Linked DNA regions of Homo sapiens: region 1 is linked to region 2. A link is an interaction called in ENCODE POLR2A ChIA-PET data of the cell type or tissue named here. Cell type or tissue: OCI-LY7. All regions are shown on one strand. Each heading gives the region's core, and the rest is flanking DNA. Links, peaks and the distances in the headings are about the cores only. Region 1 overlaps DLGAP1 (DLG associated protein 1). Region 2 overlaps DLGAP1 (DLG associated protein 1).

Evidence for each region. Peaks named below come from ENCODE experiments on the same cell type or tissue, not always from the same donor. Only the 100,000 strongest peaks of a DNase experiment are listed, where the experiment ranks them.
Region 1: POLR2A ChIA-PET joins it to region 2 with 22 read pairs; 2 of 35 experiments call an interaction of 5 or more read pairs at or near these places.

The regions. Positions count from the first base shown.
Region 1 is chr18:3,819,751-3,822,666 of GRCh38, forward strand. All of the region lies in intron 4 of DLGAP1 (DLG associated protein 1), which reads right to left. Among named protein-coding and RNA genes, the nearest start is that of DLGAP1-AS3, 57 kb to the right of the region's middle. RefSeq lists an enhancer at 1,832-2,333. In OCI-LY7, for the core only: no CTCF peak of the experiment used is centred there; no DNase peak of the experiment used is centred there.
Region 2 is chr18:3,659,589-3,662,504 of GRCh38, forward strand. All of the region lies in intron 7 of DLGAP1 (DLG associated protein 1), which reads right to left. Among named protein-coding and RNA genes, the nearest start is that of DLGAP1-AS6, 8.0 kb to the left of the region's middle. In OCI-LY7, for the core only: no CTCF peak of the experiment used is centred there; DNase peaks (open chromatin) are centred at 1,343 and 1,763; H3K4me3 peaks cover 1,750 bases; H3K27ac peaks cover 2,500 bases.

The sequences.
Region 1 (2,916 bases), core at 253-2,752, 160 kb after region 2:
ATCTCCCCCGCCCCCTTCTAGCATATTCATATATGTCTTTTGACATGTCTTTTGGGTAACAATTGTTATTTTTTGATAAACTACAAAGCACATATTTTAGATAAGAAAATAATATCATAGTGTTTTAAGGTCTGTTTGAAGGAAAAAATTAATAAACAAATAGTGGGTTACAACCCTTTGAAAGAAAAGTTACAAGAACTACTCTATCAGATGTAGGAACGCTTAGTTTTAAAAGTCTCTCCCCAAGGGCATCTAGCTTGAGTGCCCCACTTTGGCTGGGCTGCAGTTATCAAAGTGTAGCTAAATAGATTACAGTCTGTGCCAATGATGGTCTGTGAGACGATGATTGAGAGATGAAGCCATGTGCACGTGACTCTTTGAGAGCGGATTATCTCAGGATGGGAAGTTGCATGGTGAGGTGTGGAGTAATGAGAATGCGTGAGATTTTGGGAAATCTGAGAGCCACAAAAGGAATGAAGACACTTAGAAAGCCGGGACAGCTGAAATGAAGCATATGTCCTGAAAATATACAAGGGCAGGCCTGTGCGATTCTGTGAGCTATTCTGGGTTGCAGAGATTTGGGAGGAAAACTGATGAACCCAAGGCTGTGAGTACATAAAGCAAAGTTCTATTTCATCAGGAACCAAAGAACTGGGAGGAAGGAACCTAGGCATTTGGTTGATTTGGTGAAAACAAAGGCAGTAGAGCAAGGAAAAGTAGCAATTGAATGGTGGGCATGAGGGATAGGCTTCTATTTGCACAGTTACCCCTCAGCAGCTGTTGATTCCTTCCCAAGCACAAGGTATTTCAATGACAGCAGCCAGGTAAATAAGGGTGCTTGGCAGTGACTTAGGGATCAACCTGTTTGACTTTCCTGTGCTTGAAAAGGAATGGTAAATAGGAGGAGAAAAATGTACATTATGAAAGGAGAGTTGGGCATCTGACATTCATGAAAAAATCTGACAATTATGGAATAATCTCAATGAGCTAGGGGCAGTGCCTATGTTACTTTATGTTAATCTTTGCAGCAGTTGTATAGAATAGGCATTACTATTTCCATCTTACTGCTTCAAAATTGAGATTCAAAAAGGAGAGTTAGGCATCTGACATTCATGAAAAAATCTGACAATTATGGAATAATCTCAATGAGCTAGGGGCAGTGCCTATGTTACTTTATTTTAATCTTTGCAACAGTTGTATGAAATAGGCATTACTATTTCCATCTTACTGCTTCAAAATTGAGATTCAAAAAGGTAAAATGCAATGGCTCATGCCTGTAATCCTAGCACTTTGGGAGGCCAAGGCAGGAGGATCACTTGATTCCAGGAGTTTGAGACCGGCCTAGGCAACATAGCAAGACCCCATCTCTACAAAATAATTTTTTAAATGTAGCTGGTGTGGTGGTGGTATGTGCCTATAGTCCTAGCTATTTGGGAGGCTGAGACAAGAGGATTGCTTGAGCCCAAGAGTTTGAGGCTGCAGTGAGCTATGATGGTGCCACCACTCTCCAGCTGGCCGACAGAGTGAGACTCTGTGTCAAAAAAAAAAAAAAAAAAAAAAAAAGATGAAACGACTTGCCCAAGGTCATAATAATTGGTAGAAATGTGCATTTGTCTGACATCAAAGCTTTTAATAATATTACCTTGCCTCTGATGAATCCGTGATGATTAAGTGAATGAACCAATAAACTAAAAAAAAGAAGAAGAGAATGGGGTGCACGCTCCCACTCAACAGTCGTGGTTTTTAAAATAAAATGTAACCATTCAAATAAGCATAAACGTTCTCGTGTCACTAATTTTCTAGCACTGCTAAAAGAGGGTTCAAAATAATAAACACTTAATTCTGAAGTGAAAGAGTGTTGTTGTTTCCTGGTCTGGGGCTGCCTTACCAAGTATTGTTTGCAGCTGCTGTTTAAACAAGCATGAACAGTTTGGAGGAGGGAGTGGGTGATTAGAAAACTTGCAGGACAGCCACACCTTTAAGGGTGGCTTGGGAGCCTTGAAGCATCCCAACAGCGTTTTAGCATTTGTAAGAAGGCTCCACCCTGGACTTTAGGTTCCTGCCTACAACTTTTTAGAGAAATGGCTGTAATGTGTTGGCCTTCTAAGCACTTTTAGTGGGCTCTCAGATTCCCTACTCACTCGATTTCTTTGCATCTTCTTTGCAGCTGGGAGAACTGCTTTTCTGCTCCACACAGCTTTCACCTTGACAAATGCGACTTGGCTTAAATGTCCCTTTAGCCTTTTTAGCTTGCTCTTCTCATAGCAAAAACAGAAAAAAAAAAAAAAAAGAGCAAGAATAGGAAAATTACAATTATGCAATGTGCAGATCCCTAGGCATGATTGTTGCTTCCCAATCAGGAGAAGATTTCCCTGGCAACCGCCCTTTCTTACTCCCCTGGAAGCCCGAAATTGGTGGAAAACTTAATTTGTTTTAGATTGCTTAAAATTACCTTTTAAGGATAAGAGTAAATACCTACCTCTTTAAATAGAATTTATACCCTTTGTCACAGCTCTTCCAAATAACATTTTTAAATGATCTTGAAAGAATAGAACATTGTAAACAGTGATACATACGGTAATTTGCTTACCATGACCCTGTAGAATTATTCTTACCCACAAACATTTACAGTATCTGCAGGGTACCCAGCACCATAGCAGGGGCTGGGTAAATACACCAAAAGCATTTTATAAAACACAGTCTCTGGTGTTAAAGGAGTTTATAAGTTTTGAGTGGATCTGGTGAATCTGGAGGGTGGAGGAAGGAAACGAGTAAAGAGCAGCTTTAAGTAAGTCAAGCTGAGTCGAGTATTAAATCTCAGTACCTCTGAATTTCCTACTGGGTTTGAAGCTTGTTCCCATAAATCCCCTTTCCTGGTGATGAAACTGTTCCTTAAAAATTGAACATATGTGTGTG
Region 2 (2,916 bases), core at 324-2,823:
AGAATCTCCCTCTGTCGCCCAGGCTGGAGTGCAGTGGTGCAATCTCGGCTCACTGCAACCTCCGCCTCCCAGCTTCAAGCGATTCTCCTACCTCAGCGTCCCGAGTAGCTGGGACTACAGGCACGCCTGACCACACCCAGCTAAGTTTCGTATTTTTAGTAGAGACAGGGTTTCACCATGTTGGCCAGGATGGTCTTGATCTCTTGACCTCATGATCCGCCTGCCTCGGCCTCCCAAAGTGCTGGGATTACACGCATGAGCCACCGCGCCCGGCCTATTTCCCTATTTCTTCTACTTCATCTCACATGACTTTTCCCCTTATTCCGGACCCATTAGCCACATGGTTTCTTTCTGTGCTTTGCAATGCTATTTCCTTTCTGCCCTTGGCTGGTGTACTTGCGGCTCGCTCCCTCTTGCCTGCTGCCCTAAACTGCCCAATCTTCCTATAACCAGCTCTTTTCTTTTGTTCACATTTGACTTCAAATATAACTTCCTCAGAGAGTCTTCCTTGATTACTATATTTAGAGCAGGCCAGAAATAACTCTATCCCATTGCTCTTATTTATTTATTTGTTTACTTAATTTTTATTTTTTAAAAGGATTGGGGGTGGGGGTCTCACTTTGTTGGCCAGCCTGGCCTTGAACTTCTGATTTCAAGCAATCCTCCAGCCTCAGACTCCCAAGTAGCAGGGACTACAGGTACCTGTCACCACAACTGGCTTTCTTTTATTTTTTAAAAATAGCACTTTTCACTGTTTGCAGTTATCTCATTGATTTCACATCTGCGTCCTTGTTTACCTCTGTCCTCCTCATTAGAATATAATCAGAAGGAGAGCAGGAACCTGGTCTGTTTTGTTTGCTGCTGTAACTCCTCTGCCCAGAAATTTGTAGCATAGAGCAAACACACAAAAAATATTTACTGAATGAAAAGGTGATCATTCCCGAGTATCCTCAAGGAGGATCTTATCAATCCCAGCAAATGTACTTCAAATACGTTATTTCAATTATGGATGTTATTGAGCTGAGTACTGAGATTTCATTATATTGACCACTGTCTATTTCTACTCAGAGGCTGTTCTTTATAGGGAGTTAGTCAAAATCTATGTGCAGAGTGAATACATATAACTTGCAGTAAATATTTAGGTGTTTTAGGGTTCCAATATTGGCAAGGTATCTGACAAGTAAGTTTATTGGCTACTTGGAGACAAAATTACGCCCTAAATGGACTTCAAGAAATATTAGTTAACTAACTTTATATTCAAATACCTCAATAATCTGCAGTTCTCTTGTCTCAACTGTCATCACCCTGGGCCAAATTATGACAGCAATGTTCACAGGAAACTGTATGATAAGGCACAATAGAGAAAGAGGAACTAAAAAAGAACTTCAGCCTTTAATATCCTTTTTCTAAGTTATTCCCATGCTGCAGGTGGAGAGACTTTTTCAAAAGATCATGTGACAGCCTTCCAACTCTTATTTTATTCATTTATTTTTTAGATGAAGTTTCACTATGTTTCTTAGGCTGGTCTCAAACTGCTGTGCTCAAGTGATCCTCCTGCCTCAGACTTCCAAGTAGCTGAGATTATCGGCATGTACCAGAGTGCCCAGTGAAATTCTTAAGACAAAAAGCCTTAACATGACTGCAAAACCCTCTATGATGTCACTTATAGGTGAATAAAAATGGCCACAAATTCTTCCACACTCCTCCCACAGACAGGTGGAGGCTATGTCTCCTCTCCTTGAATCTGGGTAAGCTCTGTGGCTGCTTTGACCATTAGAATACAGAGGAAATGATGCTGTCTGCCCAGATCTCATGAAACAGGCAGCTTCCCCTCTGGTGTCATGGACCACTCCCTCCGGGAAGCCTGAGACAGCAGGTTACAAGTCCTGAGACGGTCCTGATGGAAAGGCCACATGCAGACACTCATAAACATCAGCTGAGCCTAAGTGTCAAGTTTAGGCAGAGGGAAGAAGCTGTAAGGTCTTTTTTTTTTTTTTTTTTTTTTTGAGACAGAGTTTCACTTTGTTGCCCAGGCTGGAGTGCAGTGGCACGGCCTTGGCTCACTGCAACCTCCGCCTCCTGGGTTCAAGCAATTCTCATGCCTCAGCCTCCCACGTAGCTGGGATTACAGGCGCCTGCCACCATGCCTGGATGATTTTTTTTTTTGTATTTTAGCAGAGATGGGGTTTCACCATGTTGCTCAGGCTGGTCTCGAACTCCTGAGCTCAGGCAATCCGCTCATCTTGGCCTCCCAAAGTGCTAGGATTACAGGAGTTAGCCACTGCTCCCGGCCAGCTGTAAGGTCTTGAGAAGACTGCTGGTGAAGGCTGGGAGGACTGAAAATTGTCACTGGAGCCTGGAGAAAAGGTAACTCTATTAATGTAGTGGCAGAGAATTTGCTAACATTATCACTTGTAGTAATGTGGAAAATAGAAAATATACCCAAGGAACCCACGGATTTTAGTAAGAAAACTTCTAGGCAGAATGCTTAAAGTGCCATTTAAAAATTTAAAAAAAAAATTTTTTTTAAAGCTACACACAGTAAAAGGTGCAGGTAGAGAAAGATGAGTCAAAAAAGAACTGTTCAGTTTTCAAACAAAATTTGGAGACAATAAAGAGCTAGAATGTGTTGAGTAAAAACAAAACAAAACAAAACAAAAATTGTTTTAACACTCCTAGGGGGTGGCTGTAAAATACCTTTTAATGACTGTAGAAATATTTAAGGATGTACCTCATAGAGTTTCCAAAATAGACAAAAAGGCTTTTAAGAATCCTAAGGGTATTGTCCCACAGCACCCAACTCTGAGCCCAGACCAAAAAAGGGACTATCTTGAAGAGAATTGTAGGTATGTGTTTCATTTAACAGAAAGAAACCCAGTAAGATTCAAAGGATGCCCACAAAGATTATGAGAGAAG